Linked DNA regions of Homo sapiens: region 1 is linked to region 2. The links are chromatin loops, found by intact Hi-C in ENCODE. Cell type or tissue: psoas muscle. All regions are shown on one strand.

Region 1 (8,000 bases), 250 kb after region 2:
TTCTTGTTCCTTCATTGCTTCCTGAGAACAACTCCTAGATTACCCACCTACCCACCTGCACCCAAACTCTGTGAATTCAGAGTCTGGAAACCAGACATGCACCTGCCCCAACCCTGTTAGTTTCTATCAAAAAAGATGTCCCCCTATGTGCATCACCTCCTGGTATTCATACCCTTACATAGCCTGACATTGTGTCAGGGTGGCCGGGGGTGACCAACAAAATCCAGTGGAGGCCACAGCATGTGACTTCTAAGGCTAAGTCATAGAAGACGTTCCTCCTCTTCCTCTTCCTCCTCCTCCTCCTTCTTCTTCTTCCTCTTGTTCTTCTAGACAGGGTCTTGCTCTGTTGCCCAGGCTGGAATGCAGTGGTGCAAACACAGCTCACTGCAGCCTCAACCTCTGGAATGAAGCAATCCTCTCATCTCAGCCTCCCAAGTAGCTGAGGCTACACGCATGGCCACCAGACACAGGTAATTTTTATTTTTATTTCTGTAGAGGTGGGGTCTCTCTATGTTGCCCAGGCTAGTCTCAGATGCCTGGGCTCAAGCAATTCTCCTGCCTCAGCCTTCCAAAGTTCTGGGATTATAGGTGTGAGCCACTGTGCCTGGCTATCCTTCCTTTTGGATCACTTGGGTCACTCACTGTAGAGGCCACGAGCCACCCTGCAGTAAGAACACTCAGAAAACCCTAAAGAGAGGTCCATGTGATTAGAAACTGATGCCTCCTGCCAACAGCCAGCATCACCCAGCCATCCTTGTGAGTCAGCCAAATTGGAAAAGGAACCTGCAGCCCCAGTGAAGCCTTGAGATGACCCAGCCCCAGCTGACAACTTGACTGCAACTTCACAAGAGACCTTGAGCCACAACCACCCAACTAAGCTGCTCCTGCATTCCTGATCCACAAAATGATGCAAAATAATAAATGCTCATGATTATTTTAAGCTGCTAAGTTTTGGGTTAATTTGTTATTCAGCAATACATAACTAATACATTTGTTGAATGGCATCAATTTTACAAATATTTGTTGCAGACCTACCATGAGTCAGGTGCTGCTATTATAATGCTGACCAAGGCAGATATAGGCAAATGCTAATGTAATTACAGCTGTACTATGTGTTGCGAAGAAGAGGAATCTGGTGCCCTGGAGAGTGCAGTGAAAGGAACTGGCCTTGTCCAGCAGGTTAGGGAAGGCTTTCCCAAGGAAGTAACTGTGACCCTAAGAACTGTAGAATGAGTAGGGGTTGATCAGGTGACAAGGGGTGAGGGAGCTGTAAGAACGTTGTGTGTATTCCCCCTTGGCACTTTTGCTCAGACTGGTTTCTCCTACCTGGAATTCCTTTTTCCCAATGTCTACTTAATTCCATTCTACCTGTACTCAAGTTTCAACTCATATACAGCCTTCTCTGGAAAAACTTCCCTATTTCCCATAGTGCAATTAGTTCCTCACCTGGTGCACAGAGGTGTACCAAGTGTGCACCCCTATGGGTGCACATAGCACGTGACAAACCTCTCAACATATTTTTCTCACTCTCTTTTAGTGTCATGGTTCATAGAATGGGCTCTAAAATCAGATTACATAAATTCAAATCTCTACTTAACAATTATTCACTATCTAACCTCCCTGGGTTTATCTATAAAATAAGAGTAACTACCTCATAAGGGTTTTGCAAGGATTAAATGGTTAACATATGTACGAATAACATATGGATATCACTACCATAATGTTACATAAAAAACAACCCCAAAACTCAGTGGCTGAAACAATGATGTCCTCTTGTTTGTGTATATGATGGTTGGCTGGGAACTGGCTGATCTTGGCTGGGCTCTGCTGAGCTTGGCTCCAAGCTGCAGCACACGTGAGTTTGTTCCATGGTTCTGTCTTCTTCCTTGAACCATTGAGCTGTTCAGGAGACACTCTTCTCATGATGATAGCAGCAACATGAGGGAACAAGCCCAATTACACAAGCACTTTCAAGCCCTTGCTTGTGTCACATCTGTGAGCAGCCCTTTAGCTAAAGCTAGTAACATGGCTGAGCTCAAAATCAAGGCAGGGGAGTACATTTCACCTGTGATGGAAAGACAGCCAAGTCATGTAACAAGAGACCTGGATACAGGAAGTGTAAAGAATTGGGACAAGCAATTCCACCTATCATAAGACAGGCAGAACATTTTGAACATGCCAGGCACATTGCAGGTGCTCAAATAATTTGTGAGCTATGATATTATTTTCATATACGTCTTATGTGTCCATCCTACAACTGCAACCCCCAACTAGACTTTGAATTCCTTGGAGAGGGAAGGAGATTAACTGAAATATGCATGCCCTTTGTGCTGGGCATTGTGCTGCACTTTACCAGCTTTCTCCCACTGAAACTTAACAACTGTCCAGTAAGGAGGATTCTAATTCAATCTAGTTATGAAGAAACTGAGGTTCAGAGAGGTTAAGTGACTTGCTCAAGAACACACAGCTAATGAGTAATGCAGGTATCCATATGGTTCATTTTCTTACTCTATTCAGGTCTCTGTTCCAAAGGCACCTCTCAAGGAGGCTTTCACTGACAACTCCATTTAAAAGGGTACCCCATTTCTCTCTACATACTGTTATTCTGCTTTATCTTTCATTTTTCTGCATACCATATACCAACACCTGACATATTATACGCTTGATTACTGAATCCCCTGGTCTCCTCTGAGATCAGGGATCTTGTCTGTCTTATTCACTCCTATAACACTGGCATCCAGAGCAGTGTCTGGCCTGAAAGAGCTCAATACATTTATTGAATAAAGAATTGTGTTGTGAGCTGCAATCTATCTGACAACCCAACAAAATAGTAAGATAACTTTTCATTTTATTGTTAATAAAACTGAGGTTCAGAAAGGTAAAGTGACTTGCCCAGGGCAGCATAGTTAATAAGCATTCCTGTTGGGTTTTGAAAGTGTGTCTCTGCATGATCCCAAAGATGTTGTCATTTCCCCTAGACCGTGTTGTCTCACTGGAAACTCTCAACATGGAATAGCCCTGAGGCTGACAGCATCCTTGCACTCAACTGGGTCCTCGACCCAGCTCAAGGCAGGTCCCTGGGACGTGGCTTGAGAACCTTCCTTTCCTCCCCTCCAGTGGTGACATGGTGCTCAGGAAAGGACAAGTCACTGGTATCAGACAGAGGGCTGGGCCTTGCCCACTGGTCCCTCTTGTTGAGCTGTGTGACCTTGGGCAATGCTCCTCCCCTCCCTGGCCTTAGTTCTGGGTTCCAAAGAGATACTCAGGAACCGCCACTGTAGTAAGGGAGGGTCTCAGTGTACAGGGCTCAGAACCCCTACTCTGGCTCCTGGCTCTACCCAGGGTAGCTTAACATACCTGTTCTGTAGATTTGCGTTTCTAGTAAATTGTCCCTTGATACACACCTATTAGAATAGTGGGAAAAGGTAACAGTATCAATTGCCGGTGAAGATATAGAACAGCCAGAACTCTCATTCATTGCTGATGGGAATGCAACATGGTGCAATCACTTCGGAAAACAATTTGGTGGTTTCTTAGAAAGTTGAACATATACTTATAACATGACCCAGAATGCACTTGTATTTTCCAAAAAGATATAATATATATGTTGTGTGTGTTTATACAAAAGCCTGTACTCAAATGTTCATAGAATCTTCGTAATAGCCGAAAAGTAGAAATAAACTCAATATCCCTCCTGTGGGGAATGGCTAAACAAACTGTGGTTTATCCATACAATGAATTCCATGCAGCAACCAAGGGCAATGAGCTACCGACACACAGAGCAACCGAATGGGTCTCCAGGGCATTGTGTTAAATGAAATGGCCGCATTATGTGTGATTCCATTTACAGAACATTCTGAAAAAGGCAACACTCCAGGGACAGAAAACAGATCCATGGTTGCCAGGGGTGGGGGAAGGGGCTGACCACAAGGGACTTGGGGATTTTAGGGGGACGATAGAACTCTTCTATATCTTGATTGTGGTAGTAGTTACACAACTGTATGTTTTTGTTAAAGCAGCAGAATTGTATGCTGTAAGGGTGAATTTTGCTGAATGCAAATTATACCCTAATTTAATACTTAAAAAAAATCATCTGAAGAAAAGATTCTGTGGCTGCAAAACAAAAGCTGGAAAATCCCCAAACTGGAGCAGACTAGAGGTCTTTCCCAATACACCAGTGTGGGTTCCTGGGAAGACCCAGCTTCTGCCCTTGCCTGCTCTGAGCTGAGGCCAGGGGTTCGGTTTGTGGGTCTGACACCATGTGTCTGAGTATCTGCTGGGTGCCCTGCCTGGAAGACGTTTGGTCCTCTCATGCCTGCTCCTGTGTGGCCTCCACTGAACAAACACTGACCCCTGCTGTCTTCATCTATTCCTTCTTCACTCCAGCTTGATCTCAGGACCAGAAAACCATGGTCCATCCCTAGGTCTGGGGAAGTCACAGGGGTAGCAGAGATGGGGAGCTGATCTGAGGCTAGGAAAAGACCTGGCAGCCAGTGCTTCAGGGGATGGACGCGATGGTGAACTGGGCTTTTTTCCTGGAGCCTCAAGCTGCCTCCTGGCCCTGGGGCAGGGTAGGACAGATGGGTCAAGGGCCAGGCAGACACCAGGTGGATAGCCCAGAGGCTCCCAGGACACATTACTATGTCTTTTCCTTGTCCAGGTTTTACTGTCCTGGCCTTGGCATCAGAAGGGGACACCAGGGCTTCCACAGATGGGGGCAGCACTGGGGTGGGGTAGGAGGCAGACAGAGGACTTTGGTGAAGTCCTGCTCAGCCTCTCTGGACCTCAGTCTTTTTAGCTGTTAAGTAGGGATGCCAATCACTGCTCCTCTATTTCATTTATTCATGTACTGAGCACCAGTTACTATAGAGGTCTTTGGGAGTAAGGGGATGATCGTCACTACCGGGATCCCTGGCTCCACAGAGCTCAGAGATTCACAGTGATAGTAGTACCATCAAGCTGTGGCTATGCCCAGGCCCAGTCTACAGGGAGGCCTTGGAATTGGTCTACTATTTACAACTGCCTGGGGACCACTCAGGAGAAATGAGGGGAAGAGAGACTGGCTAGAAGCAGATGGTGGGATAGATCCTGGGCTCTCTTGGCAGCTTCTCCTTGACCCTCCTGTCCCAGAGCCCCCTTAAACCTGTCCTCAGATGCTGGTTCAGATGAGAGAACACCAACCTCTGGGGTGAACATGCCCAGGGTGAGGGAGGCCCAGGGGGCCAGGAACAATGTGCCTGGGCCCATGTGCTGATGTGCATGCACTTACATGTGTGGATATTTGCATGTGTAGTGACTTGTACATATGAGTGTGTGTGCATATGACTGCTTATGAATACATGCTAGGGCTTGCATGTATCTGTGCTTGCATGTGTGTACATCTCTAAGGGTAAGAACACACAGTCCTGTGGATCTCTGCATATGTGCACTGTCACATGTGTGTGGGGGTGTGAGCGCGGGGTGCATCTGCGTGCATGAGCAATGTGGCCAGTGTGTGCCTCTGTGTTCTCATGTGGGTACATGTGTCTGAAGCAGTATACACTGATACATGAGCTTACGTACATATTTCTGGCTCTGCAGGTACACAATGTACACAATGTGTGTGTTGGTGAGTCTGAGTGTGTGTGCGTTTTTGTGTGTGCATTTGTGTGTGTGTGTGCAGAGCTACCAGGATTCATTTCCCATCTCAAGTCCCAAGAACCCTTGTCTAAGAAAGGGGCTGCTGCCCCAGCTGCCCAAGGTTGAGGGTTCAGGCAAACACACAGCTGCCTTCCTCCTGGGGCAAAGCCGGAGCCTCCCCAGGTGTCAGCAGCTACCCCAGCAGGGCAGGGCCAGGCCAAGCACAGCCAGCCAAGCACCGACGCGCTCCCTTCATGTGGTGGCATGGGCCTATTTCTGTCTTGTTTGGTTCATCCTGGCCGGGTGTTCCCATCCAATAATGCCCTGTTTCTCCACCCGGCTATTTCGGCTGAGGAATGTGCTGTTTGTGTCTCAAGCAGAAAACCAAAAACCCCCATTATGGTTAGCTGTCCTGCGGCTTCGAGCAGCCACTCATTTATTTAGGTTTCTCCTGGTCTATATTTGTCGATGGATGACAAGATGAACTCAGAAGGCAGGGGGTGGAGGGGACCAGGGCCTCTCTGGGGAGGCTGGGACATCATCTCAGGCCTCCCTTCTGCCCAGGGCAGTATTTGACTTCTCCTCCAGGAGGAGTCGGCCCTTCTGCTCTCCTCACCCCACCCTGGGCTGCAACACCCCTAGGACATACTTCCCTTCAGACCATCAGTGGCTGGTTGTCCCAGCCAGGCCTCTCCTCTCTGCTTGCCTTAGTTCCACCGCAAATTCTCCCCATGTAGGATTTTTCTAGAGTCCGGCTCCACACAGCCAGAGCAGCATTGGTACAGTTAGGATGCAGAATCCAGAACAAAGCTGTCTGGTTCAAATCTTGGCTTGGCCATCTGCTGGCTGGGTAGCCTCAAAGGAGTTACTCAACTTCTTTGTGTAGCCATCCCCTCATCTATGAAATAGAAACAATAATTTCTTTCCAATTGTAAGGCACACATTTTCACACTCTGATGTTGGTCTTACAATCAGTGGTCTGACATTAAGTGACCACATTTATTCTCCCTCTCAATGGTACATCGAATAATGGAGTGGTATCTAATCAATGATCTTAAGGATTCTATGAAATACACCAGCACGACAGTAACAGATGGCACTCTCAAATGAAGATCATTTGAGGAGGTTGTAATAAAGGAACACACAGGTGTGGCTGGGGTGTAGGGAAATCGCAGGTGATAGTAAAGGACCTGGGACTGGGAAGAGAGGCTGCTATGACTCCGGCCTCAGGAGGAGGTGGTGGGCGTGGTTACTAGAACCCTTTTTTTTTTTTTTTTAATTCTTTTCAGTCCTGCTCCTTCTGTAACTAGAACCTTGAAGGAGAGAGTTGAGAGAGAGAGGAGCTGCTTGAGAGAGAGCAATGACCTTCAGTGGAAAGACACAGCCCGTCCAAGGTAGGCTCCACCATCTATCAGTGGCATGGCCTTGGGCAAGTTATTTAACTTACCTGTACCTCAGTTTACTCATCTGCAAAGTGGGAATGATAATGATCCCTACCTCATAGGATTGTTGGAGGCTTAAATAGTAAAGGCACATCAAGTATTTAGGACACCTCAACAAACACTGCCCATCATCATCATCATCATCCTCATCGTAGTACTGATACCTGGAGTAGAGTTCTCTGCCTGGTGTTCTAAGCCACCTTGGTTCTCATCCTAATTCCAAGACAAACTGTCCACCCTCCTGTCTGTTCTGTAAACTACTCAGTATCCCTTTAACAAACTGATTTTTTTGCTTGGGTCAACCCAGCTTGATTTCTGTTGCTTGCTACCAGGATGCCTAACCTTGGGGTGTCACAGTAATGATACAGAATCAGGTTACCTTCCCAGCAGACATCAGTGATGATACATTTGTGGCTTGCCGCCAAATGCCAGCCCTGATTACACGCTGTCCCACTCAGCCTCACAAGATTAGGTCACAGACAGCAACCTACCATGAGGATTCTCTGATGGAAGTGGGAGTGGAGGGTTGAGAGCTCTGTTTCTTCCAGCCTTCCCTCCTCAACACTCCAGGACCTCAGTCCTAGCCCTGGATCTTCTAGAGAGCACTGATTTCCAACCATTACATCCACAGCCCACGTGGGTCAAACCAAAGTCATCAGACCATCCATCTCACCCTATCCCCCAGCCAGAAGGAAGGGATCACATTGAAAAGCCTCGCAGAAGCGCTTAGGGAATCTTCATGTACACCTCTGCTATAGAAATAAGGGCACAGATGATTCACAACCAGACTGCAACACCTACATGTTTCAGAGTCTAGTAGTTATTGGAAAATGATAGGCCCCACACTCTGTTGGTGCAAATATGTATCTCTACATGTTGTGGGGTTAACCAACAACCCACCACAAGCTGAGCTGATGAAGAGGGAACCAAACCAACAGC
Region 2 (8,000 bases):
AACATTAGCATTCCAATTATACAGCACCCTCTTATACATTTGTTCATCTGGGACATATTAGTTGAACTTAGACAAGCACCCCAGTAGAAAAATAGACTTAACCAGGCAGTTCATAAGGTAATAAATACAGATGAAGAGTCAACCTTCACTGCAATCAAGGATGCAATATTAAGCAACAAGATGCAATCTTTTGGGCCTATCCAAAAAGGCAAAGGCATTTAAAGTGATGATCCCCAGGGTTGGTGAAGATGTGAGCACACACACCTTTATGCTGCTTGGGAGGAAATGAGGTGATTTAATATTTTGGAGAACAATTTGGAAATTTATATCAAAATCTTCAAAACTATGCATGCCCTTTGTCCCAGGAAATCCATAATAAGGAATTATCCTGAAGAAATTATCAGAATTATTTACAAAGGTTTATTGTAGAAATAACTACTAATGATTTATTGTAATAGCAAAAAGTCGACAAGCTGAAGTCTCCAGTAATGGGATTTGTTAAAAGAACCATGAAAAAATCATATTTTGGAAGATTTTTGTGACATAGGAAATGGTTAACATGTACTCAAAATATTAATTTGAGTATTATTAACAAATTATGAGATAATGTGAAATTATGAAAAATGTGTACGATAAAATACATACACACATACATATGGATGTGCATGTGTAAATATATGTGTATATGTATGTGTTTATATATGTATATGTATATATTATATAGGCTGGGGGAAGAAGGGCTGGAAGGATAATCTGTAGAATATTAATTTTTGTTCTCTCTAGTTTCAGGGTAATGGGTGATTTTTTGTGTATTTTTCTATATTTTCTATCATAAGAAATGTTAGTGATGGCTACTATTTATGGAGGGTTTATCATGTGCCAGACACTGTGATAACTCTTTATATTTATCAGGAGATAAGACAGTAGGTTAATTTACCAGATTATAAATTATATAAAATTATGCCCACTTTACAGATGAGTAAACTAAGGGTTGTGTCCAACCAAGGCCCTCGCTCTTCTTGTAGACGATGCCCTGATACCCCAGAGCCCAGTGTGTCCCACTGAAAGGGCCTTGTTATGTGTGACCTGTAGCGCAGGACCAGGAAAGAGAGTGGAAGAGATGTCTGCTTGCCTTCCAGTCCTCCTTCAATATTTAAGGGGTTCAAATGGTGTGTGTTCTGGGCCAATTTTTTCTTCCCTTCTTTATCCTAAAAGGAGGCAGCTGAGCACACTGGAAAGAGCACTGTGTAGAATTCCAGGCCTGGTTTGCCAATGTGACCTTGAGCCAGTCCCTTCCTCCCTCTGTGTGTCAGTTTCCTGCTGGGGCTGGACTCCATGATTCCACTCACTCCTGAAAGAGGATCTGTAATAACTCAGGGGCATTACTGGGGCTAGAATAAGCTAGTGCTCTTTCTTCAGGTCCCAAATCAAGATATCTACGCCCACTTCAAAACCCTTGGAGCCCTCTGATGTACCAATGATGAAATCCATTCATTCCTTCACTAATTTTTGCGACGAACTCCTGTGTTCCACTTTTATCTAAATGTTCTTATTCAATCCCCACAAGGGATCTGTTGGGTGGGTATTAAATGACTTTTTGATTTCTGGAGAGAAATACATTTTTGTAGCTTCATCAGCCATGAAAGCAGAAAAATCAAAGAGAATTAAGATATTATTGGTGTCCCTCTTTTCGAACCCTCCCAACACATTTAATCCCAGAATTAGCCCTTACTTTATTTGTCATCATCCAACAGCCTTTTAGGGAACCCGCTGAGCATTAAGTGAGGTCTGTTTAGCAGCACAGAGTAAGCTGACATTCACAGTCTACCGGTTCAAATCAGCCATGTCCCTGCACGTGGATGAGGTGGCTGCTACAGGTGTCACTGTGTGTAAGTGTCGGGTGGGAGGAGAGCGGCCTGGAAGGAAGGGCCCCTGTGAATTCACAGGACTCCATGCAAGTGAAAGATCCTGTGGGCCCCATGCTGAAAATCCTCCATCAGCAGGCTCTTGAATTTAAACTAAAATTCCAGCTCCTCCCCTGGGGGTCACAGATCTTACCTGAGGAAGCCCTGCCCACCTCTTTGATGCCAGCTCCTGTTCTCCTCTCCAGCATTCTCAGTTCCAGCACCCTGGCCTTCTTTAGACAGTCCTTGGTGTCCCTTCTGCCTGGAAGGCTCTCCTCCCAGATCATTACCTACCTGGCTCCTTCTGGGATCAACTCAAAGGCAGTGACCTGGTTTGTCTCACTCACTGCTGAGAATCCCCAGCACCTAAAACAATGCTTAGTACATAGTAGGCCCTTAGTGAATATTTGATACATGAATAATTTTTCCTAGGAGACATCCCTGAGGTCTGCCTGGAGGAGGGGGCATGTAAGCTAGGCCCTAGACACTAAGCAGCTCTCTGGGCCTCTCCTTCTCTGGCCTACTTCAGGTTTTTTGTTTTGTTTTGTTTTTTGTTTTTTCATCTGGACACATACTTTTTCCCAGGATGACCTCATCCATGCAGATACTGGATTTCAGCTACTATCTTGGTGCAGTCTCTCCCCAGGATGCTGTCTCGCAGTCCCCTGCCTTCCCTGCTCTTTGTCTCTTCTCAGCTGTCCTATTTCTGGTGCTTAATTACAGTCCTGCTATGCAGACAATGACGATGCCATCATTCTCAAAAGATGATTGTGTCTGCTCGGTCTTTTGTCCAGAGCAGAAAGACAGCAAGATGGTCCAGATCATAAAAATGCGTGCTGTGTTAGCTCAAATCCATTTTGGAAAGCACTGGAGTGATGTTGTCTGTCACCACACTCATGGGCTCACCCAAAAAGCTCATATAGCTTCTGATCTGCTCCGGGCAGGATGTCTTATTAAATTAATTACAATTTTCAGACCTAAGCTCTTTTTTTAGAAGCACTTTTAAAACAGCTTGTGTGTGTGTATGTGTGTGCGCGCGTGCGTGTGTATGACGGGAGCTGGAGTTTTTCCAGCCAGGAGCAAATTTAGCCACTAAACAGTTTGGGTGGAAAATGTGCTCGGGCATTCGGCCTGAGTTTAGGCCTTGGCAAACAGAGCTGTTATCTTCATTGGACACAACAGGCAAAAGGCCAGAGACAAACTTTTCAAGGCCCTCTGAGCATATTTGAGACCAGGTGAGGATGAGTGGGGAGAAAATCATTGGCTCCAAGAGGAGAAGAAAAGTACCATCAACTGCAAATGAATAATAATGTTATCAACAAAACTAGAAAACATTCTCATTTTAAGCTGAAAATATTATGCTTCATAAGGGGTATGAGTGTATTTTAGTATTCTGACACGGCACAGGACAGGACAACACGAAGCGGACATGCCCCGCCTGGGGAGATTTTCTGAAGGCCTCGTGGGTAAACAGGGCTGTCTTTCTCTCATCGACCTCACTAGAAACCACCTAGGTTGCTCCGAAAGAGAAAGCTTTTGTGGTGGGAGGAGAGAGGCTTTTATTCCTCCATCATAAATCGGAGAGTTTAAACTTCACTGGCAAGAGGAAGATTTAAGAATTAAAATGATGAAAACTTATAAAATCTTTCCAACAGGACGGTAATTGCAGTAATAATCCCCTTTGTTATAGAAGCTACTGTATTATGGGTGACCTTGACTTCCATTATGTACTGTTACCTTTAGCTCGGAATCTATAACTCAGGGGACTATTAATTATCTTGCCATAAGTGCCGGCCAGAGTGGGGGGCTTTCTGAAAAAGTAAATGCCACATCGATATGAAGTGGAGTTTCTCTGCTGCTCGACGGCTGTTATCAGCGATTAGGGTTCAGCAGCCCGTGGTCAAAGCCAGAAGATTATTCCTGCTTAGGTTCCACACCACCTCAAACTTTTCTGATCACCATGACCTCTGTCTGTGATTTATCCCAGCTCGTGAAACACAACAGTTTGTATATACAATTTAAACACTCCTACTTCTTCATCAACCACATCCCTGGGGTGTGCTCTCCTGCTAAAAGGTGAATAAAAATAAAACACTCTCTTTTCAAATATTGTTTTCCTTGGGGTGTTTTTTTTTTTTTTTTTTGCAATTTAAAGTTTGTCCCATGGAATGATACATTCCCATCTTCCATCATGTATTGTTATTGGGACAGAGAACATTAATTATACTATATCCAGCTCAATAAATGTTGACTATCCTATGCTGGGGGTGACACAAAGAATTTTTTTTAATGAGCCAGAAATCAGATTAGAGGAAGGCCTTTCACTTACCATCTTTTTCTTAAAAGGGCTAGCTCGAACCAACATTCTGACTACTCAGCATCCGTTGGAAATCGTATCCTTCGATTTCAATCTTCGGTTACAGCCAAGAAACTATTCTGAGAAGTTCTCAGCAGTCATGACTAACCCCAAAGCAAGATTTCCATTTTCCCCCCAATGCCCTAATTGAATTTAGGGGTCGGTTATGTTTTGCATAGGCATCTACCCCACATCAAGGGCAGGCATTCAAAAAGAGTCTTATGGAGTGGATCAGATAAATATGGGCTGCAAATGTGCTGATTTACCCCAGCTTGTAAAACAAAACAATTTACGTACACAATTTAAACATTCTTTCTAGTTTTTCACAAACCACATCCCTTGGGTGTATAATTGAGATTTCCTTGCCACCCAGAAGATAGTGAGCTAGTCCGCCGGGCTTTGTTCCCCTTCTGCGGGAGGGCGGCTGGCGCTGTGAGCTGCTGCTTAGAAACGAGAGGCCGGCAGCTTTGGATTCGCGGCTGTCAGATGCTGGACCGGGCCGGCAACGCTAGAGTGCAGGCTGACATAAGGATTACGGATGTGCTGCAGCCAGCCTGACGGAAAAGGCAGAAGCCTCTGCCAATAGAGGTGTTGTCTGTTACCTTCTTTATTTAGGCTTCGGGAGAGAAACCGGAGCCGAAGTAGGTAGAGGGAAGGAGGACACGTTTGATGCTCAAAGACCCCTGCCAGCTTGAGTCACATTGCCATGAGCCGGCTATCCGTATAAGATGCAAAAGCAGCAGCCGGAAAGGCATGCTTTTCTACCTTGGTTCTCCCTCGGTAGAGCCCTGGAGGAGGGGATGTAGATCTTCCCGTAGGTGAGGCTGCGATCTGTCCAAGGATCTAAAATCTACTTCAATAATCAGGGACCTGGGCACCTTTCCCCTAATTGATGTCGGAATAACTATAGTAAGGTGATCCAACCTAACCATCCATCAGTAAGAGAATGAGAGAGAAATAAAAGAATAAAGGAAGTGACAGAATCACATAGTGGAATACTACATCACAGTTAAAAGGAACGAACTAGGTTGACAGTTGGAAAAAGCAAGTTGTAGAATTTCACAAAGACACCAAGTGCTACTCCCCATGGCTTCTGGATTCCTCTAGATGTAGTGAAAGTACAGAAATGAAGGCAAGAAGGAAACATACAACATTTAGTCCAGCCGCTGGAGAAGGAGGAAGGGAAAGAGAAGGCTAAGATAGAGACGGGACAAAAGAAACTTCGGATTTATGTGCATTGTTTCATTTTTACTAAACTAATCTGGAGCAAATACGGCTTTTAAAAGACACGTTTTTCTTTCTGTTTTGTGGGATCTTGTTCGTTTGCATTGTTCTCAGTACTTTTTGTATTTACAGTGGTTAATTTTAAAGAAAAATAATTGGAAATATGAGTGTAAACCACAGACAGATGCTCACTTTCAACACAGCTCCGGTGTTGGGTCCATAAGCCCCCAAGTCAGAATACAGCTGAAAAGTTGTAGAAGTCAGTCACCTTTATAATTTTAAATGGCACCATTTGGGTGTAATTGAGTCTCTTTTCTCCCCCTCCATCCCCGCCCCTCTCCTTTTAGTCAAATTAAACTTATTGATTAGAGCCCATTAGTATGTAATGGATTGTTAATTTGACTCTTTTTACAAATCATATTTATCTGCACCAATAAAATATTTGGATTTAATATTCATATGTCACATTTATGGTGATGTTGATTGAGGGCCAAGCAATTTGAAGTGAAAGCAGACACTCCGTCCTTTATTCACACAAGGGAAATGCACAATTAGCTCCATGCACTCCTCCAGAGGTGAGAAACTTAAATATAAAGAAAATTAGAGAAAAGGAGAGAAACGTGCCCCCCCCCCGCCTTTTTTGCAGACATGAAAGAAACTCCATATAGTGTTTACACATTATTCAGCAATGGACTAGAATTGGTGCATCCTCCTCGTGTGTTACTCAAGTTATTTATAATGTGGTTGCAAAATCCCAGCTAGGAACAAAAAGTCAGATTTTTGGTAAACATCGATTAAGCTGTGGCCTCTTGTACTCATTTCTCCTATAGAGGAAAATAGAGCCCCAAGAAAGATCACGTCCTTGCCTCCTTTTGCTGGTAGAGGGCACTTAACAGTCAGATGCTTAAAGGGAAAACATGAATATATTTTATGTGCATTTGAAATAGATATTAACTGAATGCTGCAGGTGATATGGCAGCTGGGAATGCAGGAGAAAAATACTGAAAACTGCTGCCATTTATTGAGTGCCTATTCTCTGCCTGGCTCCTGGAATAATGATAACAATATTTAACATATAATACAGCATGAGCATCATCCAGTTGGAGTGGATGCCAGCCGAAAACACAACTGGTAAGCTTTAGTGGTGCACCAGCCAAGTTTTCAGCCCTGCTTGCTTCTGGAACAGGAAATGCTACGTTTAAGTTTGTTTAATGCTCAATTAAAGGAGCTGCATTCGCCCGGGCTGCTAATGCATTTGATTATTTCTTTTCTCTTTTTTTGTACTCTTAACGTTTTTTAAGTCTTAAAACATCTTGGCTTTTTTTGTTTGTTTGGTTGGTTGGTTTTTGCAAGCCACTTCAAACCTTTTGAGAAGCAGTCAGGGTATCCATTTTAAATAAATACATGATTTTCCTGATCCTGGCCAAATCTCATTACAAAGAAAACCGAGGCACCATCAGATTCCTTTGTTGCCCAGGGGGTTGTCCTATCAATATTGTATAAAGCAGTCAGGTCATTGGCTAGGCTTCAAATTCTTTTTTGTTATTTCGACCGTTTGGGGTAATACTTGTTGTAATGAGAGGCAATCTTTAAAAATAAAATTTCTTTTCATGAGGTTGGTACAAAAAGAGTCTTGCACAGTCGATGACTGACTGTGACAATATTTGGTCCATGGTCTTTGCAGACAAAGAGCTTGGCTGGTCATCATTAACGATGGTGCATGATTGCTACAACTTTTTTTGACAGTCTGCTTTCCGACAGAAACTATAAGCAGCCTATTGTCAACTCGTTTTACTGAGCTCAGGAAATTTCCATTTGTCACTTAACAGCCATGTGTCAGAAGCAAGATGCTTTGAACATGAATTGTGATTTCTTTCAGTTATCTTATGAGAATGCATGTTCTTTCCACTAGCGTGAAATGACCTAATTTTTGAAGTGGTAACCTTTATTAAAAAAAAAAACAATTAACATTCAAGTTTTCATATTTAATACCATCGTAAGTTTTTTTCCTCTAAGAAACCCAATCCCCTTCAAGGCAGTCATTATGCTAGATAAGTATGTGGTGAGCCAGGATATAGAGAGGAAGTGGGAAGTTTCCCTGGACTCAGCAGAAATTTGGTGTCAGAAGCAGAAATAGCCCCTTGTAAGCACATGGCTAATGGTTACATAGCTCTTCCTTTTCTGCATGGGTTCAAGGGGATAGATTTTTACACGAATATGTCATGGCTCCGGACTGAACTGTAAAATTCTAGAGGACAGGGAATAGAACCTATTTGTTTATTTCTCTCTCCAGGACCTAATGAAATAAGTATTTGTTGATTACATGGTAAATTTGGGGATTAGAAATGTCCTTAAAATCTTGATCAAGTTACTTCGAACTCTGGCAACACTTTTATCATATCTGGACTGAGTGTAATAATATTTTAAAGATTAATGAAATGTTGGGCAGCTCTTGTGCTATTTGGCTGTTGCAGGAACTGAGTCATAAGGCAAAAACATTTATAAAATACAAAATA

What was found. Peaks named below come from ENCODE experiments on the same cell type or tissue, not always from the same donor. Only the 100,000 strongest peaks of a DNase experiment are listed, where the experiment ranks them.
Region 1: a loop joins it to region 2, with 11 times the contacts of the local background. A loop is called at or near these places in 7 of 110 quality-filtered maps.

What each region holds. Positions count from the first base shown.
Region 1 is chr16:55,116,908-55,124,907 of GRCh38, reverse strand. No RefSeq gene overlaps it. Among named protein-coding and RNA genes, the nearest start is that of IRX5, 190 kb to the right of the region's middle. In psoas muscle, a CTCF peak has its summit at 4,368 (motif pointing left); no DNase peak of the experiment used is centred here.
Region 2 is chr16:55,368,001-55,376,000 of GRCh38, reverse strand. LOC105371279 (a long non-coding RNA gene) reads left to right here and starts at 6,436. Exons shown (of 3, transcript XR_933600.3): 1 at 6,436-6,615. In psoas muscle, a CTCF peak has its summit at 4,750; a DNase peak (open chromatin) is centred at 4,740; H3K27me3 peaks cover 330 bases.